4 separate regions of the Homo sapiens genome follow, and all the other regions are linked to region 1. The links are chromatin contacts, found by Hi-C or POLR2A ChIA-PET in ENCODE. All regions are on one chromosome and are shown on one strand. Each heading gives the region's core, a stretch centred on a gene start or an enhancer-like site at or near the end of the contact. The rest is flanking DNA. Distances are from core to core; before and after follow the strand shown.

The links. A loop is a pair of places that touch in the nucleus more often than their neighbours do. ChIA-PET counts read pairs that join two places held with the same protein, here RNA polymerase II (POLR2A). Pooled maps may share reads with other maps.
Region 2: a loop to region 1 is called in a map of CD8-positive, alpha-beta T cell, with 8 times the contacts of the local background. The contact joins the promoter of USP2 here to the promoter of RPS25 in region 1. A Hi-C loop is called at or near these places in 1 of 168 maps with a recorded cell type or tissue (CD8-positive, alpha-beta T cell) and 8 of 50 pooled maps. POLR2A ChIA-PET finds 5 or more read pairs at or near these places in 5 of 52 experiments (OCI-LY7, Panc1, WTC11 and 2 more).
Region 3: a pooled map shows a loop between it and region 1 (2.1-fold over the local background). The contact joins the enhancer-like site here to the promoter of RPS25 in region 1. A Hi-C loop is called at or near these places in 1 of 50 pooled maps. POLR2A ChIA-PET finds 5 or more read pairs at or near these places in 5 of 52 experiments (H1, OCI-LY7, T-cell and 2 more).
Region 4: a pooled map shows a loop between it and region 1 (3-fold over the local background). The contact joins the enhancer-like site here to the promoter of RPS25 in region 1. A Hi-C loop is called at or near these places in 3 of 50 pooled maps. POLR2A ChIA-PET finds 5 or more read pairs at or near these places in 3 of 52 experiments (AG04450, PC-9 and naive thymus-derived CD4-positive, alpha-beta T cell).

The regions. Positions count from the first base shown.
Region 1 is chr11:119,015,545-119,019,743 of GRCh38, forward strand. It overlaps RPS25 (ribosomal protein S25), which reads right to left and starts at 2,799. Exons shown (of 5, transcript NM_001028.3): 1 at 2,738-2,799; 2 at 2,414-2,509; 3 at 1,818-2,001; 4 at 297-395; 5 at 173-214. The coding sequence starts at 2,740. The coding sequence ends at 301. TRAPPC4 (trafficking protein particle complex subunit 4) reads left to right here and starts at 3,222. Exons shown (of 5, transcript NM_016146.6): 1 at 3,222-3,426; 2 at 3,599-3,773. The coding sequence starts at 3,252. CENATAC (centrosomal AT-AC splicing factor) reads left to right here. Exons shown (of 11, transcript NM_198489.3): 11 at 1-249. The coding sequence ends at 54. RefSeq lists enhancers at 2,521-2,590, 2,611-2,840, 3,095-3,793 and a silencer at 3,081-3,200.
Region 2 is chr11:119,378,679-119,383,004 of GRCh38, forward strand. It overlaps USP2 (ubiquitin specific peptidase 2), which reads right to left and starts at 3,012. Exons shown (of 13, transcript NM_004205.5): 1 at 2,795-3,012. It overlaps USP2-AS1 (USP2 antisense RNA 1), which reads left to right and starts at 3,100. Exons shown (of 4, transcript NR_034160.1): 1 at 3,100-3,230. RefSeq lists an enhancer at 2,090-3,079.
Region 3 is chr11:119,354,522-119,358,584 of GRCh38, forward strand. USP2 (ubiquitin specific peptidase 2) reads right to left here. Exons shown (of 13, transcript NM_004205.5): 8 at 3,628-3,731; 9 at 3,460-3,540; 10 at 3,236-3,314; 11 at 2,962-3,069; 12 at 2,666-2,786; 13 at 694-2,401. The coding sequence ends at 2,314. Among named protein-coding and RNA genes, the nearest start is that of MFRP, 9.8 kb to the left of the region's middle. RefSeq lists an enhancer at 3,303-4,063. Within about 2 kb of position 2,335, at least 21 of the 41 ENCODE cell types and tissues checked have a DNase peak (open chromatin) inside an H3K27ac peak, as active enhancers do.
Region 4 is chr11:118,656,758-118,660,825 of GRCh38, forward strand. TREH (trehalase) reads right to left here. Exons shown (of 15, transcript NM_007180.3): 10 at 3,782-3,976; 11 at 2,990-3,207; 12 at 2,613-2,724; 13 at 2,148-2,260; 14 at 1,923-1,976; 15 at 559-1,684. The coding sequence ends at 1,532. It overlaps PHLDB1 (pleckstrin homology like domain family B member 1), which reads left to right. Exons shown (of 23, transcript NM_001144758.3): 23 at 1-1,271. The coding sequence ends at 66. Among named protein-coding and RNA genes, the nearest start is that of MIR6716, 15 kb to the left of the region's middle. RefSeq lists enhancers at 1,675-2,224, 1,883-2,177, 2,225-2,774. Within about 2 kb of position 2,819, at least 11 of the 41 ENCODE cell types and tissues checked have a DNase peak (open chromatin) inside an H3K27ac peak, as active enhancers do.

The DNA of each region.
Region 1 (4,199 bases), core at 1,549-4,048:
TTCAAAACTGAAGCTGCAGCAATGAAGAAGCAGTCACATACAGAAAAAAGCTAATCATGCTCTCTACCAACTACCATGAGGCTAAAAGCAAAGTCAACAAACCCCTATTATACCTTCCACCAAATTCTTTATCATTGTCTTTCTTAGGAAACAGACATACTCATTCATTTGATTTAATAAAGTTTTATTTTTCCAAATGTACAGCTGGTTGGACCTGTAAAAAAAAATTAAAAGAATCAGAACCATAAAGCTTTGTATCTACCTCCTACACCATGAGCCCACACATTCCTACTCACCTATTCATGCATCTTCACCAGCAGCTGGAGCATCTCCACCCTTGGTATTTCTGGTGTAAATTACTTGAGCTCTGTGCTTTGAAACCAGTTTGATAAGTCCTAGGGGGAGAGAATAGCACGATGAGATGCTTAACAGATGCTACAATAGAAACTAGTAAGGTTTTTGGCTGGGCGCGGTGGCTCATGCTTATAATCCCACTGCTTTGGGAGGTGGAGACGGGCAGATAGCTTGAGGTAAGGAGTTGCACACCAGCCTGGCCAACAAGGTGAAACCCCATCTCTACCAAAAATACAAAAATTAGCTGGGCATGGTGGCACATGCTTGTAATTCCAGCTACTTGGGAAGCTGAGGTGAGGACCACCTGAACCCAGGAATTGGTGGTTGCATTGAGCCAAGACTGCCCCTCCGCACTCCAACCTGGGCAACAGAATGAGACTCTAGTAAGGTTTGTTTTGGCCGGGTGCAGAGGCTCATGCCTGTAATCCCAGCACTTTGGACAGGTGGATCTCTTGAGCCCAGGAGACCAGCCTGGGCAACATGGCAAAACCGCATCTCTATTTAAAGAAAAGGAAAACAAAAAGACAGAGTTCTCTCAGAGGTGCCCAGAATGGTCTTAAAACTCCTTGGCTCAAATGATCCTCCTGCTTTGGCCTCCCAAGTAGCTAGAAATACAAGGGTACCACTGCACCTGGCTCCAGAATTGCTTAATCTGACGTTCGGTAACCGAGAATCCTAGTTTTTAACGATCATCTATCCTTACTTTTCCTTTAAATTAGGGCTCCATTATCTTCCACCCCCCCCCCCTTTCTGAGACAGTCTTTTGCTGTCACTAAGGCTGGAGTGCAGTGGTGTCATCTCGGCTCACTGCCACCTCCATCTCCTGGGTTCAAGGGATCCTCATGCCTCAGCATCCTGAGTAGCTGGGATTACAGACGTGTGCCCCCACGTCCAGCTAACTTTCAGTAGAGCAGGTTTTCACCATATTGGCCAGGCTGGTCTTTAACTCCTGACCTCCGTTGATTCACCCGCCTTGGCCTCCCAAAGTGCTAGAATTATAGACGTTCAGTCACTATAGTTAGCTGAGCCTTATTATTGTGGAATTATGGTAATCAGACCATACTACTGAGTAGACCGTACTAAATTTCTGGTTTTAAAATTTAATACATCAACAAAATATTTACCATAAAGGTTTTAAACATTTTCAAAGTTGTTTCAAAATAGTAATCTAATTATTTCAAAAACGGTTGTCCCTGTAATTCTATGCATCCATTTACTCGAAACATAAAAGATCCTTGGGCTTCACTAAACTGCCACAGGGTCCACGGCACAAAAGTGGCTAAGAACCCTGAGAATTCATCTCAGGATCAGGAGTAAGACGTCAGAATTACATTACTAACAGCCAATGGTCAAGCCACGCTTTTTTTTTTTAATTCTGCTTTTCCAGCAAAACCACTGAAGATGCTTAACATGGTCAAGACAATTTAACCTACAAAAACACACATGTAGGATACACCCCTCACCTTTACTAAGGAGCTCCTGAAGGGCTGCCCTGGCCAGGGAGCCTCGAATCTTCAGTCTCTCAGAGACCACAGCTGGGGTTATAAGTTTATAGTTGGGAACTTCCTTACAGAGTTTATCATAGGTAGCTTTGTCAAACAAGACTAAGTTATTGAGCTTGTCCCGAACTTTGCCTTTGGACCACTTCTGCTCACCAAAACAAAACAGAAACAAGTTAGTATTTCTGGCAGAAGCACCCTTTCCCTCTCGAGTAATCTGCGTCAGAGAAATCTGTTCCACCGTTATCAAGGATAAATTACACATTACTAAAACAAAAACAAAAAAAAAACACCGACACGTTTTTGGCCTTCAAACAGGGGCCGAGCCCCACTAGATCAGTTAAAAATAACACAGCAGGCACAGCGGCAGACACTTCGCACAACAGACCCATTTTCATGATCCTAATGGGAAAAAGAACGAGTGGTGACGGGAAGATAAACTCTCACATTTTGACTCTAGAAATCTACACCTGAAAAACCACTTACTATACAAGTTACCTATTACTAGAGGATTACGAGAGAGTTACCCCTAGTCTCTTTCAGAGAGGTCTTATTTCTACCTTCTTTTTGGCCTTGCCCCCGGATTTGTTCACTGGGTCTTTGTCTTTCTTGGCCGACTTTCCAGCGTCCTTCTTCTTCTTGTCGTCCTTAGGCGGCTGTAGGAGGGCAGCGGGAATGCAACCAGGTCCTCAAATAGCGCCAAAGTCCCCTAATACTGCGCCCTCAGCCCCCGCAAACTCCACCACCAGAGCACATGGGCCAAGCAATAACCGCGCCCGCCCTGCAACCGAGGCCGGCAGGCCAAGGAGCGCTCCCGCCGAAGGCTCTCCCCACTGAGTCCTCAAACCCAAGAACGCCGGCGACTTCACACCCCTGAAGCTTACCATTGCGAAGCTCGGAGAATAGCAGCAGACACCGCAGCCTCGTCAAGATGTCGGACAAAAAGGAAGCGCTGCTCAGAAACGGGCCCAAAAACCACCGTCCGCTGTGAGTACTTCCGGGGCAAAAGGCGGAGCCAGGCAGAAGAAGTCCCACGGCGAAGCGCTCGCCCTCTAGCCTGAGGCGGAAGACAGGAAGTGGATTCTAGTTCCCAAGCCGCACCGCCTAAATACTGCCGGAGTCTGCGCTAGTTGTGACGCATACTATAGCGCTGTTTTCCTGCACTGATAAACGAAAAGCAATCCACCAGGTCTCGGCAGCTAACTTTCCGGCACTACTTATGCCCGAGCGTGTCGCTCCCAGTGCGCAAGTGCAGCAGGTGGCTGCACGGGGGGCGCGGGAGGAGGAGGAGGAGGAGGAGGAGGCTGGGGTGGGGCCGGCGGCAAGTGCTGTGATGCGGTTCCGGGGAGGGGCCGTCGGGTAGAGGCTGAATACCAGTTTCCGAGCGGCAAGGCAGCGATGGCGATTTTTAGTGTGTATGTGGTGAACAAAGCTGGCGGCTTGATTTACCAGTTGGACAGCTACGCGCCACGGGCTGAGGCTGAGAAAACTTTCAGTTATCCGCTGGATCTGCTGCTCAAGCTACACGATGAGCGTGTGTTGGTTGCTTTCGGCCAGCGGGACGGCATCCGAGGTGGGCTAGGCTCGGGCCCGTGGCGGGTGCGGGGGTGGGAGGGCCCCAGTGCTGTAGAAGTGGGCTGGTTGTAGGTGCGGGGTTGGGGGAAAAGGGGTTGTGTCGGGTCCCTTGTCCCCTCGGCGGAATCCCCGGGCTGCACCTTCGCTGACCGTTAGCTTCACCTCTGCAGTGGGTCATGCAGTGCTGGCCATCAATGGCATGGACGTGAATGGCAGGTACACGGCCGACGGGAAAGAGGTGCTGGAGTATCTGGGTAACCCTGCTAATTACCCGGTGTCCATTCGATTTGGCCGGCCCCGCCTCACTTCTAATGAGAAGCTTATGCTGGCCTCCATGTTCCACTCGTAAGTCCCCCGTCTCCTGAACGGCAGCGCTTGTAATTTGTCTACCTTTTCTTAAATCGTCGTTCTGGTGTTATGAAAAACGCAACCGATCCAGATCTAGATTTTAGGTAATAACGGCAGTGGTGTCATCTTTTTTTGCTGGGTGGGGAGGGGCCGCGGAGTTACCCAGGCTGGAGCGCAGTGGCGGGATCTCGGCTCACTGCAGCCTCTGCCTCCCAGGTTCAAGCGATTCTCCTGCCTCAGCCTCCCGAGTAGCTGGGATTACAGGCGCGTGCCACCACGACCAGCTAATTTTTGTATTTTTAGTAGAGAGGGGTTTTGCCATGTTGGCCAGGCTGGTCTCAAACTCCTGACCTCAGGTGATCCACCTGCCTCGGCTTCCCAAAGTGCTGGGATTACAGGAGTGAGCCACCGCGCCCGGCCGAG
Region 2 (4,326 bases), core at 1,762-4,261, 360 kb after region 1:
GAGTGGGTGGGCATCTATACACTTCCAAGACAAGGCAAAGAAATGGGCCTCCAGGTAGTATTGGGATCCTTAAATTCTCTTTTCCAAGCACCTCTGCCCAGGTACTCTCCTGGTGCCCCCTCCCAAGGGGAGAGCCCCGGTCTCCTTCCTTCTCCTCTAGGGCGTCATCTTTCCTCTGTTCTCAGCCTCCGGAGGAGCCTTTGGTCTTGCCCCTGACACCCACCGGGCCCAATGGGGTGGCCTCTCACATGCTCTCCCAGATTCACTGATGTCTTTCCTCTAGGTAGAGTCCCAGAGAAGCTCAGATACCAAAGGGGCAGCTACTGACCTGTGTCCAGGGGCACTGGATGGGAGCTGGGGGCTTCTCCTTCCCCAGCAGGGCAGGGAATGCAGTGGAAAGCCCAGAAGCTGGAGCCTGACTCTGGGCTGGGTAATCCGGAGCTCAGGTTACTGACTCCGATATATATAGTATCTTATCTGACCTCGCAGACTCGCAGAGATGGCGAGTGCAACTCACTTGCATTCCAAGCCCCAGGAGAATTAAAGGGGCAGTGGCGTGCTCACCTTGAGGGGCTGCCCTTTCGGGCCAGTGCCAGCCAAGGAGGTCTGTGAGGACTCTTGGAAGGGGGGCATTTTGAAGGGGAACAATCGGGAGATTCAAGAGGAAAGAGCATTGAAAAGAGCACAGAGGGGTGGGGGTGGAACTTGAGACAAAAATATGGAGAAAGTGGATTTTCCAGAGCAGTCAGTCACAGAATTAGAGAACAGGAAGAAGCCATACAGTTAGCCCCACTCTTAATTTTGAGATAGAGTAGACCTAGAGAAAGAAAGCAGCTTGCTCAAGGGCATGTGCAGATAGCGAGAAGCAGAAAGGGGACTAGTACTCAGGTTTCAGTCCAATATTCTTTTCTAATGGACTTCTAGGCCTGGGATTGGAGGCTAGTTCTTTCCCTTATTGGCTCTGAAATAGTGGATAAGTCACTTAAGTTCTCTGAACCTTAGCTATTTAATCTGCAAAACGGGACTAATAGTAATAATAGTGGTCTATCTCAGTTGTGAGGATTAAATAAAATAATATTTGTAAATTTCATGGCCCATAGAGTTCAATAAACATTGATGATTATATTGAATACTTCCACTTCTTATTATAATTAGTGGTATTATTAATAATAGCGCCTTACCAGGTGAACCTTCCTAGGGAGAAAAGGAGGGTTACTCCTGGGGAAGTGTTCCTTTCTCTTTTTTTTTTTTTTTTTTTGAGACGGAGTCTCCGTCGCCCAGGCTGCAGTGCAGTGGCGCGATCTTGGCTCACTGCAAGCTCCGCATCCTGGGTTCACGCCATTCTCCTGCCTCAGCCTCCCGAGTAGCTGGGACTACAGGCTCCCGCCAGCACGCCCGGCTAATTTTTTTGTAATTTTAGTAGAGATGGGGTTTCACCGTGTTAGCCAGGATGGTCTCGATTTCCTGACCTTGTGATCCGCCCGCCTTGGCCTCCCAAAGTGCTGGGATTACTGCACTTTGAGCCACTGCTCCCGGCCGGAAGTGTGCCTTTCTAATGCCAGAGAACAGTCCCTTGGTTTTCTGAACTGACCATGTCCCATAACTGGGAAGGGCAAACAAGGCTTGCCATCTTCCTAGACGTCCAGTCCACCAAGCAGAGAAAGGCCAAGCCCATCTGGGCTCCTTCCCCCTTTGCCTAGAAAAATACGGCAAGTGCAGCTTCCCCCAGGCCACCAGGAGAATGCTTGGCCCCTCTGGGGTGGTTCCACTCTACCTGTGGGAGGGCTCAGGATTCCAGGGCCACAGAGCCGGGCTGGGCAGGGTCACAAGAGGAAGGAACGGGGTTCTTAGCCTCTCTGGCCTTGGTGCACTTGTCTGCTCCCAGGACGTTTCTCGATGGCTCTCCCCGAGGACTGGGAGTACCCAGCCTGGTGCCTCCACCCTGTCTTAGCACAGGCTACTGACTCAGCCCAGGTCCTAATGATGCACTTCAGAGGACGCCCTCATTCCAGTCCTCATTCTGACTCCAGTCTGACATGCATCTACAGCATCAAAGGAGGGGGCCTGCCTCGACCTTAGCCCAATCAGCTCTCCTTTCCTCTGCTTTACGGGGGTCCATCTGGGGGATGTTCTCATGCCCATTCCAGGGGAGGTGAGCAGCCCCTACCACTACCTCCAGCTCAGTCCCATTCTAAAGGCAGCCAGGTCAGGAGGTAGGATGTTCACTCTTCAGGGAAGGGCTAGAATGGGTTGGCTAGGGCTTCCCTTGACTGTTGAGAAGTTGCTCTCTCCGGAGCACCGCGTGCCTGCTTCTGGTTTGGGACTGGTGAGAATTTCAAAGCTGCCTCTTTCTGGTTTGGGATTGGTGGAAAATCTCCCCTTCCGCTTAATTGTTGCCCAACCCCCGCCCCTAACCCCCTTTAGCAAACTGACCGGGGAGCTTTAAGAGCAGCGAGTGAGCTGCACGCACACGTGGGGAGGGGGTTTGTCAGTGTCGCTCAGGCCACATACCACCGATATACACGGGGCACAGCGAGGAGGACCCGCCAAAGCAGCATTTCCTTAGAATACACTGATCAGCACACAGTTGGCTCTTCCTGGCACCCTGGGCTGTCAGCAGGCAGCCCTCACACAACTGGCAGACACAGCTGGAGCGTCCCTGCACAGCCGGCTCTCTCCCTATATTTCTAGTGTCCACTCTGCCCAGAATGTCGTGGACACCTTACTTTCTGAGCTCCAAACCGGCACTGATCCCCGAATCCCCCCTCCCGGATCCCCGACAGGTGGCACGTACCTGCCTCTTCTTGGAGTATGGACGAGTCGAACCGGGCACAAGCATGGAGCTGCGGGTGAGTCCCGGCTGGCGCTGGCGCGGCGCAGTGAGCACCAGCTGACGAAGAGGGCTCCCCGGCCTCGGCTCCTGCCTGACTCTCTCCCACCTCCGCCGGGGGCCCAGAAGGGACCTCCCCGGGAAATCGGCGCCACCCAGCGGGCAGCCGCCTCATCGCGCCTGGGCCGGCAGAGCCACACCCCGCGTCTCGCGTCACTGAGTCGCGTCACGGCTATTGGCTTGTTCCTACTGTGGCGTCATTAGAGCCCGGCCTCCGGCTGGGGCCACCCAGGCAACCGATATACACAGAGAACCACGTGGAGGAAAAGCACGCGAGTTTGGAGCGGGTGGAGCAGGAACAGAGGTGGACTGGAATGTCACACGACGGGGCAGCTGGAAGGTATTGGGAAAGAAGAGGCGTCATGGGAGAAGGCTCGGAACTTGAGCCCTGGGGCGTATCAACTTTCAGTTTTTAGGGAAGGCTAAACGTCCCCCACTCCCCTTCTCACTGGGCTGGGGGAGGTCCTGTTCCTCAGCCTCTTCTCTTTTTCTCTGCTGTCAAAGACACTCTCCGCTCATTTTACTTTCATGGGACCAGTGATTAGTGATGAATGCCTGAGTGGGTAAACGGAGGCACTGAGTCAATGAAAGAATTCTCTTTGGTCTTTTCAAGAAAAAGCCGAGACAAAACTTGAATTTTTGCTGCTCCCATTCCTTTTATGTAACCTTCTCCCGACTCCCCCGATGTTGATGAGGAAAATCGCACAACCAGGTAGCTGGGTACCAAGGCGAATCCAGGTTTTCAACTTCAGCTGCTCCATCAACCCTTGCAGCTGCCGTTAACTCCTCCCATCTTCACCATAGATCTCTCTCTCCATCGCTACTCTCCTCAAGTCCTTCCTTCTCTTCTATTTCCCAGAGAAATCAGACGCAATCAAGAGGGGAATTCTTAAATTTCTACCTACAAACATGTCTGAATCCATTCTTATCAGGAGCAGTGAAAGAGGCACCCCTGTTCTTGTCCAAGGCACGATTCCCTTCTTGATTTCAACTCTTGTTTTGTTTTTGTTTTTGTTTTTTGTTTTTTTGAGACGGAGTGTCGTCGCTCTTGTTGCCAAGGCTGGAGTGCAATGGCGCGATCTCAGCTCACTGCAACCTCCAGGTTCAAGCAATTCTGCCTCAGCCTCCCAAGTAGCTGGGATTACAGGCGTGCGCCACCACGCCAGGCCGATTTTTTTTTTATAGAGTCTTGCTCTGTTGTCCAGGCTGGAGTGCAATGGCATAATCTCGGCTCACTGCAACCTCCTCCTCCCGGGTTCAAGTGATTCTTGTGCCTCAGCCTCCCCCGAGTAGCTGGGATTACAGGAGCCCACCACCACGCCTGGCTAATTTTTGAATTTTTAGTAGAGACAGGGTTTCACCGTGTTGGTCAGGCTGGTCTTGAACTCCTGACCTCAGGTGATCCACCAGCCTCAGACCCCCAAAGTGCTGGGATT
Region 3 (4,063 bases), core at 1,085-3,584, 340 kb after region 1:
GCCACCATGCCCAGCCCCAAGAGTTTCAACCAAGAATTAAGAGAGTAGCCCATACCAGCATTAAAAAGTAGACAGTTCATTAAAAAAAAAAATGGACATGTGAAAACCATGTCACATAGGAGAATGTCCTGATTCTTAGGAGATGTATGCTCAAGTATTTAGAAGTGGTGATATAACACCTCACCTGAAAATGTTTCGGCAGACAGAATAAAGTACAGTTGACCTTTGAACAATGCGGGCTTGAACTGTGTGGGTCCACTTTCACGTGGATTTTTTCAACCAAATAAGGATAGAAAATACTGCATTTGTAAGATGCAAAACCCACATATATAGAAGGCTGATTTTCATATACGCAGGTTCTGCAGGGGTGACCTTGGGACTTGAATATGGTGCAGATTTTGGTATGTGTGTATCTTGGAACCAATCTCCCTGTGTATACTGGGGGATGGCTGTATATTTAAATGTGTTTGTAAACAATTGGTGAATCCAGATGAAGAATATAGTGTCCAAAATATGTATTGTTTCAGTTTTTAAAAAATTAAACTTAAATGTTCAAACTAAAAAGTGGGTAACTTTTTCCAGAAACTTGGAATTTACAAACTGGTTGAAACAATGAAATAGATGGCCCCTAATATACTAGGAGCCCTTCCTAGATTCAAACACTCCCAAATCAAGATTCCAACATCTGCCAACTGATTTCTCAAAGCTATTATTTATTCTGTACAAGGTTCCACTGTACATTAGACATTCTTCTACTCTTGCTTACACAGTAAACAAGTGTACACTTGCCCTTGGGCTCAGGTTCACAGGTCTTCTCTGGAGAAGGGTGTCAGGCCAGTAAAACTCAGGGTGTCTTTCTCTGATGCCTCCTCCTAGGAGCCTGGAATGTGCCAGGCTCCACGGGGCACAAGCCGGGCCCAGCTGTGTGGGTGAACAGCTTTACTCTCCAGGACAGCACAGAGTTTTATCCAACTATGTAGGGCAAAATTGAGCCCACAGGAAAGAACCATACAACTGAGGCAAGATGTCCCCAAATACCCAGGCTCCAGCTCCCAGGGCAGGACTGGAGACCAGCGCTAAGAAGAGCTGAGGGGTGGCCTGGGCATCCCTGAGAAACTCGGTCCAAAGGGCCTATTGTCTAGGAGGCTCTGAGAAGGGGGCGGGGGCAGGAAGGCCAGGGGGAAAGGGATGTTAAGAGAATAAATAAAAGGGAGAGAAGCTCTAGGGACGAGGGGCTTGTGCTATCCTTCAAACAGCTGGGGAGCAGACCAGGGGTGGGCTAGAGGACGTGGGCGGGAAGAACTTGATGCCCTGTCGGAAGGAATCTACCTGCTTTCTTCTTTGCCTCACTGCAATGCACAACGAGCCAGGGCTAAGGGCAGGATCCCTTTCCCAGGCGGGTTTGAACAGAGCACTGGGGAAAAGGGAAGAGGCTGAGGGATATTTCAGGAGGGGCAGTTACCCCCTGGTCCCCAAATGCTATAAGGCACAATTCTTGGAGGCAACTAAATTCCATTCAAAACATTAAAAAAAAAAAAAAAAAACCCAAACCCCCAAAACAGAAACTTGTTTTAGATCCCAGGTCTACTGTGGCTGTGCTTGGGGCCTGGCCAACGCCCACCTAGCACCACGGAGGGCTAGCATTAGAAAGTTGTACTTGGAAAAGCAATAAAAGGACCAGTGCAACGTCCCAGCTATGAAGAGGCCTGAAGGAGAGCACTCCAGTCTGAACACTTTAGTTATGGAAATTAAAAAAAAAAAGTTGGGCTTTTTAAAAACCAAAACCAGCGTTTTCCAAAGATGTCCCTTCGTCTGTCCCCTGGAGTTAGCAGCGTGAAGAGGGCTCTTGGCTCATGGCTCTGGACCGGCGAGCCGTGCGGGTGGAGATGGGCGCCGGCTCCTCCGCGGCGCGGGCGTCCAGGCGGTGATGCTCCCAGCGAGCTCCAGAGGGCGCTGTCCCCTCGGAGGCGCGGGCGCTGCGGCGGGAAGCGGCGCAGCGAGGGTCTTCCCCCCCAAGACACAGTTGTTTCTGACACATAGGAAGACCACAAGTTTACAAATGCAAACGCCGAGGGCACGGGGCGATGCTGGCTCCACGTCCAGGCGATCTTCCCTGCCGGGCCACAGCTCAGGAAAGCCCGGCTCCTTGCTCCAGACCCTGATCAGGCTGCATCCACTCCTGCTCGGCAGCTTCAGGTTTGTTTTTCTCTTGTCAGGTTTGTGTGTTGTTGTTGTTGTTTTGTTTTTGTCTTTTTAAAAAATTTAGGGAGCGGGGCCACCACGGGGAAGGGAGAAGGGACGTGGCTCCTGGCGCTACATTCGGGAGGGCGGGCTGGCCAGTTCGTAGAAGAGCAGGTAGGCGTCGCTGGTGCGCACTTGGCTGGAGGACATGGGAGTGACGCTGCGGAGAGAGCGGGGAGTCAGCCCGGAGCGGGCAGGACCGGGAGACCCCCCGCCGGCTTCTTTCTGTGCCCCCGAGGCCGGCCGGCCTGCCTTTCAGGGAGCCTCCCCACGGGCAGCGGCTTCGTGGCCTTAAACTTTGCCATCCATTCTCGGTGTAAGCCGTGCGGGGGGTGGGAGGGGGGTGGGTTTGGGGGGAGGGTGGAGGAGTGGGGGGAGAGTGGGTGGCTACAGCCAGGGGCTCCGGCCCTGCCCTGGCTCTCACCTGGAGTCGTTGAAAGTGTGCCATTCTCCTGTCCCTGGACTGCGACAGTAGGCTGTATAGTGGCCACCCATGGTGGTTCCGGAGTGATTGGACACAGCGTACAGGTTGTAAACAGCATGGTCTGAGGAGGAGGCAGCCGTCAAGCCCCCGAGGCCCCCCTGCCCCGACTTCCCCCCTCCAACCTCTCCTTCTGGGTCTCTCAGTAGCTGGTGCTGGCAGCTCCCCTTCCTCCTGCCCTCCCTCCGGCCTTGCACACCTGCGTCTTCATTCTGCCCTGCCTACTCAAAGATACTCACTGGTGTTTTCTGAGGCAAATTCTCTTAAGTCCAGGTCTCTTAGGGGGAAGTTCACAAATGTTGTGAGCTTGCTGGTTCGGATCCTGGATTCTGAGAACCGCTTCAGATCTGGCATTGACGTGAGTCAAGGATAGTCAAACCAATGCAGAAGGGCAGACAACAAAAGGAAAGCCTACAAGGTCCGTTTCTTCCGACTGTTCCCCTCACCTATGGGCCCCTTGTCATCAGTCACCCTTGAAAGTCATGTCCCAGCCCTGATGGATCTTAAGGATACGGAGCACCAAGATCTTTGGGAACCTCTGGATGGAGAACTTCTTTATACACCGTTTTCTGCCTCGGCAGCGACAGCATGTCTGAGAGACAAGACAAACAGAAAGAACTTGTGGGGAAGTCAGTGGGCCCCAATCCAGTCACTCCTCAACTGGATCTGCTGGTATCAGCCTCTTCCCAGTAGGTCCCACGGAAATTTGTTCTTGCTATTACCGAAGGGTGACTTACTGGCTTTTCATCTCCATCAAGCACATCCTCTTTGGTGAAGAGCCTCATGCAGTCCATTAATGTCACCTCAGGATAACCTCGCTGGGAAGGGGAAAAAAGCAAAGGTCAGAGGTCAACATGAAAGGACAGGAGAGGGAGTTCAACAAGGCGGGCAACTGGGGTGCATACCTTAGCAATGGGCAGTGAGAGGTCCCAGAAGGGGTCGAAGACCGTAGAACAGTAACCACAATCTGTACACGTCAGCGAGCTCTTTAGCTGCCCAACAAAGAGATCTGGGGAAGAGAAGGCCATGAGATGCTGAAATACAGGAAGTAGAGCATGGTCTTCTGCACAGCAGCTTTTATTTTTTTTTTTGAGATGGAGTTTTGCTCTGTCCCCCAGGCTGAAGTGCAGTGGTGCAATCTCAGCTCACAACAACCTCTGCCTCCTGGGTTCAGTGATTCTCCTGCCTCAGCCTCCCAAGTAGCTGGGATTACAGGTGCCCACCACCATGCCTGGCTAATTTTTGCATTTTTAGTAGAGATGGGGTTTTGCCATGTTGGCCAGGCTGGTCTTGAACTCCTGACCTCAGGTGATCTACCCGCCTTGGCCTCCCAAAGTGTTG
Region 4 (4,068 bases), core at 1,569-4,068, 360 kb before region 1:
GCCATGCGTATCTGGATGGATGTCATTGTCACAGGGGCTGAGGGCTACACTCAGTTCATGAACTAACTGCCGTGGGCCTCCTGGCAGAGCACAACTGGGGCTTTTGTATAAGAAGACTTTAATATTCTGTAAGGAGCTTGGTCCTGTGAGTTTCTGGGCTCTGGCCTCCTGAAGAACCAGCCAGAAGAAGAAAAGTAGAGGTGGCTTTGCTGCCTCCTGGGAGCCCAGAACTTGCAGTAACCCTTTAGGGTCCTGCCCCAGGCCCAGCCAGGGCTGAGGAGCTGTCACAGAGAGGGCCTCAGCTCTGACCTGACACCTGCTCTCCCCAGCCTGTTTTCTCTTTTCTAAAAGACAAATTATGGTACCATAAGCTGCCAAAGATCCCCTCCTGCCTCAGACCCCTTTGCCAGGGGCTTTGGGGGCTGAGCAGAGCCACATCCAGAGTGGGGTAATAGCTCAGGCGGCCCGCTTCCCATTTCTCAAACCCCGCTCTGCCCCATTGTTCTCCTTTCCCTTATACTTTTTATTACCTTGCTCAAGGGCCAGAGATCTCAAGTGTCAACCTTGAGGTCCCAGCTCCATCCCCTAGTTGCAGACTCATCACCATGGTTACCATAGTGACTGCTTCATTGCCATGGTTACATACTAATTGCTGCAGCTCTGTGGCCCAGCCCACTGCTTCAGCTGTGGGCCATCTGAGGGTACGTGCCATCATCTCTCCAGCCCAGGCCCCTGGGCATCTCATGCTGGGGGGAAGGGACTGAATACCTTTTTCCTTCCCCCTGCCTGTGTCTTCAGCCCTGATGCACAGGCTGCCAGCCCCCCAGTCCAGCCCTCTCCCTTCCACTGGTGCCTTGCTTAGAGCCAGAAGGGATGAAGCCGGGGGATCTATGGAACAGAGGAGGAGCGATGCAGTTGGGAGAGGAAGCTAGAAGGGTTATGGTTGGAGTTCTGTACAGTGTTGAGTTTCCGACAGGGAAAGAGGATTCCTCCAATGCTCCTAGAGAGAAAGCCTGAGCAGGAGATGATGCAGCAGAGGGGAAGGGCCCTGTGGTGCCGCCGCCCTTCCTTCAGCCTCCGAAGGGTGATGGAAATGGAGAGTGGAGGACCAGGCCTCCAGCTGTCTGGCCTCGCCCTTCACGCCTTAACACTAAGCCCACCTCCCCTGCTCTCCTTCCCAGCATTGAGCCCTTGGTTGCCTGGGCCCAGGCTGGGGGTTTTCAGTATTTGTAAGCATTTCAGCAGAACAATAAAGCCTTTGGACTACGGAAGTGAGTGGAAGGCCGGTGTGGGGCTTGGCGCTGAGGCACTTGGGGATAGGTCTTCCCTCCAGAGCAGGATTTCCACCCTATTCAAGGTTCCAGGAGGGAGCTAGGCCCCTACCCATGACCTCCAGGTCGTGACCCTGCCCTCCACTTCGCTCTGAGGACAGGCTGGGAGGTAGGAGGGCATGAAGAGGCAGGGGAAGGCAGGAACTGGTGCAGAGGTTTAATGGGGCAGGAGCTGGGGCCAGGTGAGGAGAGGAGGGCTGTCACCATGGCAGGAGGCTGAGCAGGAGGCTGGGCAGAAGGGTGGCCGCCAGGCAGTGGGGCTCCAGGAAAGCCAGCTTGGCCCCTGAGGTCAGCCGGTCACCATAGCGGTCCAGCAGCATCAGGACCACGCCATTCGTCCAGCCAAATCCCTCCTGGGAGAGGCAGGGCAGTGGGGCCAGTTTCTGGGGAAGCCTCATACCCTTGGTGGGGGCTGTGGGCTCTCTCCCCAGGGGCACTGGCCCTGCCTAACCCCAGCGGTACAGGAAGCACCAGTCAGCTCCTCCCCCGGGCCCACATGCAGGTGAGCACACTGAGGCCTGGGGCGGGGGTCATGAGCAGCAGAGTTCAGGAGTTCCCTGGTGTTGGCCAGCCCACCCCTGGCCTGCTCACCTGAACTTCATATTCTCCTCCCCCACCGGGCTGTCCACCGTTGCTGACGTCATACTGGGGACAAGCGGGTGGGCTGTATGTCAGGTACTGCCCCCCAGCTCCAGGAACAACAAACAACCAGAGCCCCTGGGGAGAAGCTGCTCTGCCTGCCCAGCAGCCCCTGCAGTGCTCAGGAGTGGCCACTGGGACAGCCTGGGGGTGCAGGGAGGGCTTGGGCCAGCTCACCTTCTCATACATGGCTGACTTCTGCGAGTAGACATCAAAATTGGTTCGGATCCAATTCTGAGCCAGCTGGAAAGCCACTTCCTGGGCCCGACGTAAAGGTGCCTTGGCCAGGCCTAGACCCCATTGCAGGCAGGACTCAACCTCCAGGTCTCCCATCCCAGACAGAGCAGTGGCTGCACCCTACTCTCCCCAAGGAGGGAAAGAGGCCTGGGCCCTAAGACTTCCTTCCTGAGACCACAGGCCAAACTGCCCTTAATCGACGGCCCTGGTTTGAAGGGCGAACAGGACTGATTGCACTGGACAGGCTGGGTGGACATAAGTGTCAAGTGGAGGCCAGGAGAGCAGAGGAGCGAGAGAAAGGATACGGGGCCTCTTGTGTCTTTTGTTCATGCCTCCCCAGCACCAGGGAGGCCCACCTCTACACCCTGGGAAGGGTCCTTGGCTGTGTCAGCCCTGCCTCCCTACCTCTGATGACCAGGTCCTGCAGGGGGGCCCAGGCATTGGGGAAATCCCACTGCTGGCCTGTCTTCTGGAGAGAGGTCGGGATCCCATACTGGTAAGTCAGGATCCGGTTGTCCTAGAAGGTCCCAGACATTCCCATGACTGTGGGTGGGGCTGGACTGGGAGCCAGGACAGGACGCTGGACCCCGCGGGAAGCCAGACGTCCCCTTCCTGGCTCTTCTTTTCTCGGCTCACAGCTGCCCCCCGGTGGCTCTGGTGGGACCCGCAGGCTGGGACAAGGGGCATAGCCGGAGGAAGCGCCCTCCCCTGCAGGTCCTGTTCAGGGTCGGGAGGGGGCGGTGCTGCCTGCAGTGGACCCGAGCCACCTGCTGTGCCCTCACCTCCAGGTATTTCAGAGCCTTGTCCGCCACGCCAGGGTCAGAGAAACACCCGGCCCAGAGTGGAGTGAGGTTGGATGGGTAAAACTCCCGGTTTTTCTTCTTCTTCTCAAGGTCGTAATCGAACCAGGCTCCGGTCTGCTCATCCCACAGGACTGTGTTCAGGGCGGCCAAGCGCTGCGACCGCAGGATTCTGTACTTCGTGGCCTGGGAGTCGTTCCCTGGGGCAGTGCTGCCTTTAGAGCCAGCAGCCAGTGCCCTGCCTGCTGCCCCAGGCTTTTTTCGTGGTTCTACTTTAGCCTCCCCGCTTTGTGTTTCTCTGCAAAGGCTGAGACACCCTGATGACCAAGGGGATGTGCCGATCTGGAGCCCACCACATTTCTGGCCTATGGCCCCGCACTGCTCCCAGGGAACCACTGGAGCTGATCTGTCCCCAGGGTCTCCAGGGTCTATCCTCCCAAGGGTACTGGCTGGGTGGATTCCCCTAGCTCTTAGGGGGTCAAGGGCAGCTGTCTGAGGGAGAGGGAGTGGAAGGATTTTGGATGCGTGGACTAGGGTTCCCCTCACAGACCCTAGAGACCCTCACAGTAAGAAAGGGAGGAAGAGAGGATTAGGGTTGGCTCCGTTTGTTCTCTTGTCTGGTACGCAAATGTGAGTGCAGGCTTCCACTAGGGCGGGGCTCGACAGGCTAAGTTGCTGAAGGCCTGTCACACAAGGGTCCTACTTCCAGTTCTATTGCCAAGCCTGAGCAGGAAACCAAGCTCCCTGCTTTCCCTTCCCTACTGGGGTGCTCACCCAGCCTGGAATAGAAGTTGCTCATCAGCTCCTCTGCTTGGCATAGGAAGGCATTCAGGTCAACAGGCACCAGTTTGCTTGTTCGGATGCCGCTAAGCGAGTTGGGGTTTGGGCCTCCAATGAGCCAGCGTGAAGAGAAGTCCCAGCCAGACTCAGCCCCAGCCTTGAGCTCAGCCCACAGAGCCTCCCGGTCTCCTGTGAGGACAGAGCAGGGAACCAGCCAGTCCCGGCTGCAGGATAGGCAGCCATTGACAGGAGACCAGAGCCTGACACAGCAGGTGTGCAGC